Regions from separate parts of the Homo sapiens genome. Here region 2 is linked to region 1. A link is a loop called in an ENCODE intact Hi-C map of the cell type or tissue named here. Cell type or tissue: B cell. All regions are shown on one strand. Links, peaks and the distances in the headings refer to the core of each region. The heading gives the core; the rest is flanking DNA.

Evidence for each region. A loop is a pair of places that touch in the nucleus more often than their neighbours do. Peaks named below come from ENCODE experiments on the same cell type or tissue, not always from the same donor. Only the 100,000 strongest peaks of a DNase experiment are listed, where the experiment ranks them.
Region 2: a loop joins it to region 1, with 16 times the contacts of the local background. A loop is called at or near these places in 4 of 110 quality-filtered maps.

The regions. Positions count from the first base shown.
Region 1 is chr1:244,296,614-244,301,997 of GRCh38, reverse strand. All of the region lies in intron 1 of LOC105373262 (a long non-coding RNA gene), which reads left to right. Among named protein-coding and RNA genes, the nearest start is that of SPMIP3, 53 kb to the left of the region's middle. RefSeq lists an enhancer at 2,207-2,276. In B cell, for the core only: CTCF peaks have their summits at 2,145 and 2,348 (motif pointing right); a DNase peak (open chromatin) is centred at 2,357; H3K4me3 peaks cover 1,219 bases; H3K27ac peaks cover 1,696 bases.
Region 2 is chr1:243,705,597-243,710,980 of GRCh38, reverse strand. The region is part of intron 2 of AKT3 (AKT serine/threonine kinase 3); the gene reads left to right. Among named protein-coding and RNA genes, the nearest start is that of AKT3-IT1, 86 kb to the left of the region's middle. In B cell, for the core only: CTCF peaks have their summits at 2,350 and 2,552; a DNase peak (open chromatin) is centred at 2,570.

The DNA.
Region 1 (5,384 bases), core at 255-5,254:
AAGTTTCCTTCCCCACCTTAAATCTGACTTTTAAGTGGCCACACCTCCTCCAGGGCCCAGACTTTCCTTTTCCCAGTAGGCATCTCCTGCCTTGGCCCTATCCACTTCCTGGCCCCTCCCTTCAGACCCAGACCCAACCCTTTTTTTGTTTATCCTCAGCGCTCCCCCTGCTTTATTTAACCCTTTGGGTTTCCTCTCCCTAGACTTTTATTTTATTTTGATGTTTATTTTTATGTTTATTTTTATTTGAGATGGAGTCTCGCTCTGTGGCCCAGGCTGGAGGGCAGTGGTGCGATCTTGGCTCACTGCAAACTCCGCCTCTCGGGTTCAAGCAATTCTCCTGCCTCAGCCTCCTGAGTAGTTGGGATTACAGGTGCCCACCAACATGCCCAGCTAATTTTTGTACTTTTAATAGAGACGGGGTTTCACCATGTTGGTCAGGCTGGTCTCGAACTCCTGACCTCAGGCGATCCACCGGCCTCGGCCTCCCAAAGTGCTGGGATTACAGGCAGGAGCCACCGCGCCTGGCCTCCCTAGACTTTTATGAAGTGGAACTCTGCCCAGTGCTGTAGGAAGCAACGGGAATCTGCAGTCAGGCAAGCCTGGGATTTTAAATCCTAGTTTTCTACTTTCTAGCTGTGTGTCCTTGGGCAGATTATTCTTTGAGCATCTATTTCATCCCCTTTAACACACGCGTAACAAGGTAAACCTCACAGGGTTGCAGCAAGTGTCAAGTCAGTGAGCGAAGAAGCTCTTCCTTTCCTATGAAAGTCAGGATGACCGATCTTGGGCTGCTTTTAAATTCCCATTCCTCCAGAAGCAAAGGTCCAGTGCAGATTTGGCAAAGACTCCGAGAAATGACCTTGTTTTTCTATACTGAGAAACTTTCTTAGGAAAACAGTAGATATTAGGGAGAAGGTGAAGCCAAGGGCAAGAGAAAATGCAGCATAAACTTCCCATGACTGAGTGAGCTGCAGAAAACTGATAAGGAATATAGTTTACCCCTTTTTTGAAAGAAGAAACAAATAACTTCGTATTACAGGAATTCCATACTTCAGTGTGTAATTAAGTGGATTCTGGCAGAAAGAATCTGGGATTCTGGAGTCTAATCCTTATTCTGAAAACCGCTTCATTTCAATTTCTAGTTTTCCTTGCTTGTTAATGCCTAGGTTGTGTTGTAAATCACAGGATCTTTAGGGAAAATAAAAAAGTACTGGAAAAACCTGGGCAGGCTAACAGGGCAGGCTCTGACTGCCATTGTCACCTGTGACACCCTGTCTCTAGTCTGGGAACACATTCTCTCTCTCTCTTTTTTTTTTTTTTTGAGATGGAGTCTCGCTGTCGCCCAGGCTGGAGTGCAGTGGCACAATCTCAGCTCACTGCAACCTCCACTTCCCGGGTTCAAGCAATTCTCCAGCCTCAGCCTCCTGAGTAGCTGGGACTACAGGTGCCCAACACCACGCCCGGCTAATTTTTGTATTTTTGGTAGAGACGGGGTTTCACCATGTTGGCCAGTCTGGTCTTGAATTTTTGGCCTCAGGTGATCTGCCCACCTCAGCCTCCCAAAGTGCTGGGAGTACAGGTGTGAGCCACCGTGCTAGGGACACATTCTCTTTCCTGTGTGGTGGTTTTCACTTGAAGCAAGAACCAGTTATCCCCCTTCTCCTGAGAAATGACAAGCCTGTATTTTGGCAAATATGTTGGTTTGCAAATCTGTTGCAAAACAGATTTCGGTGGTGGTGGTGGTGGGGTGGGCGCTCCCCAGCCCATCCTGGGAGGTTTTATTACAAAAATAACTAATTCAAGGACCTCCTTGTGGCTGGGCGCGCTGGCTCACGCCTGTAATCTCAGCACTTTGGGAGGCTGAGGCGGGCGGATCACGATGTCAGGAGATGGAGACCATCCTGGCTAACACGGTGAAAACACGTCTCTACTAAAAATACAAAAAATTAGCCAGGCGTGGTGGCGGGCGCCTGTAGTCCCAGCTACTCGGGAGGCTGAGGCAGGAGAATGGCGTGAACCCGGGAGGCGGAGCTTGCAGTGAGCCGAGGTCGCGCCCCTGCACTCCAGCCTGGGCCACAGAGCAAGACTCCGTCTCAAAAAGAAAAAAAAAAAAAAAAGAACCTCCTTGTAAGTCAGCCTCTCCCAAAGGAGGACATGGAGGGCCAGGCTAGTCCTAGAGTCTCTAGCAGGGCCACTTCCCTGAAGTTTTGTTCCTTGCTGGCTTAGCCCAAATAAACAGACCACTCTTCCTGTAGCGCTAAAAAGTCACTCGATGGCTTTCTGTTTCAGATTTGGTTTCAGAAGGGTTTTGTCAGCTTTCTGTAAACTGCGTCTGTAATTGAGGCCGGCCGCCTCCAGGTGGCACCAGTGTGCCGTCCCACGCTGAGTCTGCTCTGAGAATCAAGACGTTTCACTACCGCCCAATTCATTTGAGGAACTACTGCCAAGATGCATCTTCCTAACGATTTCTCTGCCCAGAGCCCTTCAGAGGCTTCCTGTTGTCTGCTAGATAAAGCCAAGCTATCAGTGCTCTCAGCCTGAGAGCAAGCTGAGATGCAGTCTTGTCTGAGTCTGCAGGGTGGTGGGAGAAGAGGCATGGGGCTTTTTGGTTGCAGTAGAGGGAGGAGATTGTTTGAGAAATGGGGGGAAAGAACTGAAACAACCAAAACAATGAGAGTGAAAAGGAACCACGACACCAGTGTCATGGACTTGTGTCTCTGCAGAGAAGCAGGGCATGTCGAAACTGCAAGCTTTTCGTTTCTCTCTCTCTCTCTCTCTCTGTCTCCTTTTTTGGAGTCTCGCTCTTGTTGCCCAGGCTGGAGTGCAGTGGTGCGAGCTCACCTCAATGCAACCTCCGCCTCCCGGCTTCAAACAATTCTCCTGCCTCAGCCTCCCGAGTAGCTGGGATTATAGGCGCCCGCCACCATGCCCGGCTAATTTTGTATTTTTAGCAGAGACAGGGTTTCACCATGTTGGTCAGGCTGGTCTCGAACTCCTGACCTCAGGTGATCCACCCGCCTCGGCCTCCCAAAGTTCTGGGATTACAGGTGTGAGCCACCACGCCCAGCCTAAAACTGCAAGCTTTTCACACAAGACCCAGGACTTACATTTTTTAGTGCTCACTAACACAAGTAATAAAATGTGACACAGAGGGAGGGAGGGAGGAGAGGGGCTTTCTCCTCTACCTTTACAAGAAACACAGTGAAACCGCTTTGCAAAAATTAGGTCAGTGAGAGAACTATGGCAGTGAGGGAGATCTGATCTAGCCAACCCTCATCTTGCCTTTAGCCTTCAAGTTGCCATTAATTGTTAATATTTCTGGGTGTAGGCCAAGCTAACTTTGAGAGTTAAATGATAATAGCCCTTTCCCCAAAGTCAGCTGCTTTTGTAAAAGTAATGAGAGACCACCAGGCTAGCAGGGTAGAGGAGCCTGAATTCTGCTAAGGTGTAGACATAAATGATTGCCAACCATTATTCTGCAGGTCATAAGATTTGCAACCTCCCAGATTACTCCTGCAGATAATATCACCGTTATAGAGCCTAAGATTGGCCTTTGGGATATCTTTTCAGTCTTTTTTTTTGATGTCTGACACTCATGCCTCCACCTAGACCCACTGACCCCTCCTGTGGCCCCACCCACAAAGGACTCAGGCACAGGAGGACCATTTCCCACACCCCTATGATTGCACCCCCAGCCAATCAGCAGCAAGCACCCATTGCCCAGACACCTCCATCCCTTCTCCCAAACTACCCTTCAAAAACTCCTAACCTCTGAGCCTTCAGTGAGGTCGATTTGAGTGATAACTCCATCTCCCATGTGGCATGACTGACCTCGAGTCAATTAAACTCTTTTTATTTTTTTGAGACGGAGTGTTGCTGTGTCACCAGGCTGGAGTGCAGTGGGGCGATCTCAGCTCACTGCAACCTCCACTTCCAAACAATTACTCTATCTCAGCCTCCCGAGCAGCTGGAACTACAGGTGCGCACCACCACACCTGGCTAATTTTTGTATTTTAGTAGAGACTTGGTTTCACCATGTTGGCCAAGATGGTCTCGATCTCCTGACCTTGTGATCTGCAATGCTGTGGTCTCTGTGAATGGATTTTGTTTGTGTAGTGGGCAGGAAGCACCCATCGGGTGGTTATAACAGCATGACTCTAGGCTTGCCACACAGCTGTGACGGTGGCACACAGCAGCCCTCAAATGGCTTCACAAGCAAAAAACAACAGAGGGGCCCAGGGCCAAGGAACGTGAGAGAACTCTTTATGAGCTTAAACGACAAAACCCAAGATCCCCGAAACACTTGGAGAGGATTTTGCAAAGTTAGATCTCCTCTATCAAGGATGTTGGGATAAGAGTCAATGAAATAGAATTTTGGTGGCTGCTGGGGGCCCATCAGCACCTACTAGCTGGAGAGCCAGAGTGGCATGTATTTCATCTTCCCGGGAGGTTTTATTACTGACATTACTCCAGAACCTCCTTATAAATTGGCCTCTCCTGGACACTTGCTCTTTTAGGATTAAAAAACAACTTTGTTATTATTCTCTTTCTACCACTGCCTTCAAATAAAGCTATTTTTCTCCATTCCTGGACAATCTCTTGGACGAGGGCTACAACTCAGTCAGGCACAAAAGTACCAAGCTTTTGAATATTGGAATCGCCTCACTTTTCAATCTAAGGACAGAGCTTCAGTCTTTCAGCCAGTTCATTGCTGCTTTTGCAGCCGTATCTTCTATCACTTTTTTTATTTTTATTTTTTCAAGTGAACACTTAATTTTCCATCCATTTCTTTTCTTCTTTCTCTCTCTCTCTTTTTTAAAATTAATTAATTAATTAATTTTTTTTGAGGCAGTCTCACTCTGTCACCCAGGATGGAGTACAGTGGTGCAATCTCAGCTCACTGCAACCTCCACCTCCTGGGTTCAAGCGATTCTCATGCCTTAGCATCCTGAAGAGCTGGGATCACAGAAACATGCCACTGCACCCGGCTAACTTTTGTATTATTATTATCATTATTATTATTATTATTTTGGTAGAGGCAGGGTTTCATCACGTTAGCCAGGCTGGTCTCGAACTCCTGACCTCAAGTGATCCACCCACCTTGGCCTCCCAAAGTGCTGAGATTACAAGCATGAGCCACCGTGCACGGCCTCCATCCACTTCTGAGAGTGACATTGCAGTGTTTGAGCCAAGATTCCAGTCTTTGGGCCTACATATACTATCTTCCCCTTCCTGCTCCCAGTCCTCAGAGTTTCCTGTTTGCTTTTTATTTCTTTTCTTTTCTTTTTTTTTGTCTCAAGATCTGTTTGTGGACTCCAGAGCTTCCTTGTTTCATTGGGAGGCCGTGTGGTAAGACGTGAAGACACAGGATGGGCATGTTG
Region 2 (5,384 bases), core at 311-5,310, 590 kb after region 1:
GTTTATTTTGGAGCTGAACTTTTCTCTGCTACGGCCAGTACTTAAGCTGTATTTGGGTTATTATCTTTAAAATGAGACTTTGGAACACCTAGCTAAAAATAATATTTCTTCTCCTCATGGAGGTTTAAAGCATTATTTGATTGTCACAACTCTTTATTTTGCAGATGAAGAAACTAATTAAGCTCACATAGGGATGAAAGTGCTGAGATAAGCAGAAGTGTTTTCTTAGAGAAGTAAAGAGGATATGGCTTTGGTCGACATGAGGAAGTCAGTAAACCTAAAAGTATGATTAATTCCCATACAGATGTAGGTGGTGGTTCTTTACATTTTTCTTTTCAAATTGTTTTCATCCGGCATTCCACGCTAGTAAATATTACTGAATAATTTTGGATGATGAGTCAAGGGTTGTTGTACCTGGGAGAGCCACCTAATTTAGTATTTAAGAGTCTTTCATAGGACGGGGTATAGTGACTAAGAACTTCTATTTTGGTTTAAAAGAATAAATTGGTTACACTAGAAAAATAACGCTCACTTTTGAATGGAGTGCTAGTAGCTTCATATAAGGATATTTTAATGTTTAATGGCACATGGTGATGGATGCCAGTATTTCTAGACAGATAGTTAAGTGTTACAGTCTAAATTTATAAACAAATAATTTTTGTTGTTTTTTATAAAAAACAACTTACAGTACCAAAGAAGTGGAAATATCCATAGCCTATGAAATATATCACAAATGAGGATGAAACTGTAAGGACATTTTCACAAATAAATGAAACCGTACTTGGTATATTTTCAGGATAATTCAGAAAACTTCAGAAACTTCTAGCTTTAATGTATATTTGAATTGTGCCTCATCAAAATACTGCATGAATAGCAATTTTTAAAAATATTGGCCAGTATGTTGAAAACAGAGTATTTCACTGTCTGACATATTGTTTAAGGCATCTTGCTAAATGTTTTGGCTTAAATTTTTTAATGTGTTTTAGTTCAAAAAAATCTGATTAAAGATGTGGGTAAACGTGGTAGCACTTTTTAGAACAGAAGATGATTAAGATACAAAGGCAGGAAAAGCATAAATCGTGAAGTTTGTCTATTTTTTTGGCCAAGCAAGTCACTTATTTGCTTGAGACTGGAACACAGCATCAAAGTTCATAATTTTATACTTCTAAGGAAGAACGCATAGAACAGCAGTTGTTGTTTCCTGGCATCTTTTTGAAGAGATATTTAAACGTAAGTATATATATTTATTATAGAAAAGAATTTTATAAAATGACCTTCATTCCCTTCCCTGAATTTGTAGTATGTTCAACTGTTAAGCTAGTTCCTTTTACCTTTTGATTTAGTAAAGAAGGATTTTAAATAGAATTTAAATTTTTATGATCTTAAAATATCCATGATATTATATACTTTAAAAAGAATAAGACTGTTTAGTAGTTCAAATTTTAAAAATCTAATTTATTCAAAGTTATGCTAAATAATGGCATAGTTCCTGAGTGGAGAACTACTATACTTTGAATTATAGAAGCAAGGACTTTTTTGAAAAAGTAAATACAAAACCTAAATAAAACACATTTTTACTAAATGGCAATCAGTGTCATCCACGTGAGATCTTGCTGTGTCAAAGTAAATTTGCTGTTTACCTGCTTGTAATAATTTTTATCTTCCTTCAATAGAAGCTCTTTTTTTTTTTCTTTTAATGCTAGGTTTTGTTTTTTTTTTTCTATATGGGAGAAGTGGTGGGACCTGGAAAGTTGGATAGTTACTAATTAACTTGTATGTAAAACTCTGACATAAAGATTAGCACTTTTTATATTCTTAAAGTAAAGGTCTATCATACCACTGGATTATATAGGGTAAGTTACTCAGTGTTTTGTATATAAAAAAAAAACTTTGATAAGTGAATGCTAGAAAACTTTTCCTTTCTGTGAAATAGCAAAAGGAATAAAACACCCAGTGTACATTGATTGACTTAGATTCTAGAATGGATAATCCTTATGCTATGTAAAGATTCTTAGTGTAAGAATCAGTTATGAAAACTCAGTGAGTGCTTCAACTCCACATTGCCAATTTGTCATTTGCATTATATTTCATTAATAAATGAGTGATTTGTAACAAACGAGTGTATTGGTATTGGCTGCTTTTAAGAAGACACTTTGGAACTGAATTGTTATCCTCCTCAAATTACTTTGTCTTTACTGAAAGATTGTATATTTAGATGTCCTGCAGTTTTTAAAAACAAATTATTCTACAGAGAGCAAAACAGGAACTTAGATTATTTATGCAATGTAAAATTCTTATATACTTTTTTATTTTATTGTATTTTGGATGACTTCAGTGATACTGATGATTCCATGCATTTTCCTTCCTGATGCCTTGGTTTTAAGAAAATCTTTCCTTTCAAAGTCACTGGAAACATTTGAAAACAGCATTATTATGCTTACTGAGGTACAGATAATGATGAGGAAAGAAATATGTACGTATAATGAGCAAATATGCCCATTTCATTTTAAGAAATTTGTTTTTATTAGTATGATAGGTAAAGATTGTTTTCTGAAATTTCTATGTGTTAGGTAATACTGCCCTCAGAGGGCCAAGGTAAGTAAATTCATTTTTAACATTGAGAAGCAGCTTTTCTATTTATATTATCTATAAGCTTTCTTTGGGGAGTACTCAAAATTATTTATTTGAGTAATTGAATAGTGTTTGATTTGTGGTTGCATTTCTTTGATTTGTTGTGTTCTTTTAAAATGTTTGTGCCCTTCAATTCGACGATATCATTTAAACATGTTCAGTTCTAGTCTAAGAAAATGTTAACATGACTGGCCATAAATTGTCAAATTAGATGGGTTCATAGAGAGTATAAGAAAATTACCTGGAAAAGTTAAGATGATTTTACTTGGCGGGTGCGTTTTAGTTTTTGTGTCTTTGATAGCAGATATTCTAGTATTCAAAATTATTTGAAGCCACACTTTTTAATATAGAGCAGTATTCATTAAAATGGAAGCATAGATTCCCTTCAGTTTTAAAAACTTAAGCATAATCACATCTTTCAAATATAATATGAATCAAGAGTAATTTACTTTGCTGTATATGCAGTGGCTATGTATAAATATACTAGAAGTTGAAATACACTTATTCCTGTGCACTTATAAAAGCATACGTTTTTAAAGTAGAGGTAAAGACCTGATATTGATGTGTGACTTAACACTTCTTTGAATTCAGAATATTGGGGATTAGATGATGATTAATTTTTGTAATAAGAAAGGAAGAGTGGGGAAGGCCTGATGTCAAAATAATGAGGTGTTCAGCATCATGCTGTATATCCATGTAACAAACCTGCACATGTACCTTCTGAATCTAAAATTAAAAAAACCCAGAATAATGAGTTGTGTCCTTTTTTCTTTTTGTATGGAGTAACTTTCTTATAATTTGAAAGAAACATTGCAATGTTTAGTAGTAAATTCAGTGGAAGGCTTTTGATTTTTTTGCCCTATAGTTAGTTGTTATTGAATTAAGAAAGATGATTTCTGTGACAGTTGGTATTGTCAGTCTTTCACTAGAGATTTCAATGAGTTAAACATAAGCGACACTCAGTTCATTATTCTTAGTAATGAGGGATGAAGACAGGACATAAGCAAAGTGAATAACAAAAATAGAAATTTTATCCACAAAAAATCAATACCTCCTTTGCTCAGCTAATGTGCAATAGTGATAGTCTAGACAAATTAAAGAAATTCCATTTTATTTTAAACACTCTAGTTACTTTTGTGTAGTCTAACATATTGTACATATTAGGTACTCACTAAATCTCCTTTGATTGGTTTCCTTAGCCTTACTCTGAGATGTTTTATTCAGTTAACAAATGCTTACATAATGCTTGCAGTGAGCTAGATGTTGTTCTACATGCTTTACAAACTTTAATTTATTTCTCCATTATTATTGTCCCCATTTTCCAGAAGAGGAAGCTGAGACCCAGAGAGATTAAACAGCATTCACTGTCTCTCACACAGCTAGTGAGTGACAGAACTGGCATTTGAACCCAGGCAGTCCAGCTTGAGAGTGTGCGCTCCCAACCACTCTTTGAATCTTAACTCTGTCCTTTACTAGCTTGTCCCAGTGTCTCAGAGCCTCAGCATGGCTCTCTGTGAAAAGTGAGAATACTGCAGCACCAGTCTCAGTGTTGCTGTGAAGAGGGCTCTGTAAGTGAAGCCTGAGCACAGTGCCTGGCTGAGGACATTCATGTTTCCTTTTCTTCCTTGCTCTTACCTCTTCTTCCTTTCACCACTTAACATGCTGTGGTACAAGACTCAATCAGTACATTGTCTAAGGAGAACAAAGGAGGGAAGAGAGGAGTTATGAAGGGCATGGATTCATCCTCAGAATAGTGGAGCTCTCGGTTTGATGCAGTGCCATTTTAGGGTCCATACTACTAGACTTTTCTTAGAGGAAAAACTCCTTGGTAAGAGTCTAAGATAAAGTCCTATTAGTTTTTATTCTGTAGAGCATTGATGTTAGTATAGGAGTGGGATGGGTGGGTTGAACCACCTGAGAGTTTTTTCAGATGGCACAGACCACCTCCTGATGAGCAAGCACTACAGCCTGCCTTCTCTGCAAACTCCCAGTTAGTGCTGTAGTGAGGCACCATTATTGTTATTTGTCATATCCATCAGGCATGTTCTAACAGAAAAGTGGATTGAACCATACGAGGTTGTGTTATAGAGAGACTTCTCTGTTTGAGAGAGCTTTTCTGACAGGAGTATAGTCTTTATTTCAAATGGTGGTAGGTTTATTTAGTCATTGAATTAATGGTTATTGCCCACCTCTGTGGTAGTTTCTTGCGTTATGGACTCACTGCTTCCATATTTGGTATTCATTAAGGTTATTTACTGCAGTGTATATGCCATGTATGATATTATATTTAGATAATATAAGGTGGTAAAATGGGAAATATTTACAATAAGGAAGTTTTAAAGTTTCTGATGAAATTATATTTTTAAATTGGTCTATATTTATAATAGTTTAAAATTCTATGACTACTTTTTGAAAATGGTGCAAGAATGACTTTGTGTTAAATCCGGTGTGTGGAACTGGAAACTCTGCTCTAATGCAGTAAACAGATTTTTAAAAAGAAAGCTCTGCTTTCACAGCCTACAAGGGTGCAGATGTAAGCAAAATAATAACTTAGCTCACACTTAACCCAGCAGGAGGCTGCGTACAGATTGAGTAATTCTCCACAACATACCTACTGCTATGTAAACTAAAGTCACCGTTTATTCTTCATTAAATTGCCAGGATGCTTTCTGTTGGCTAGTCCGTGTGGATGCTTTGTTCTCTGTGTCTCCACCCAATGCCCCTGTGCCTTCCTTACTCACCTTGCTTTTCTC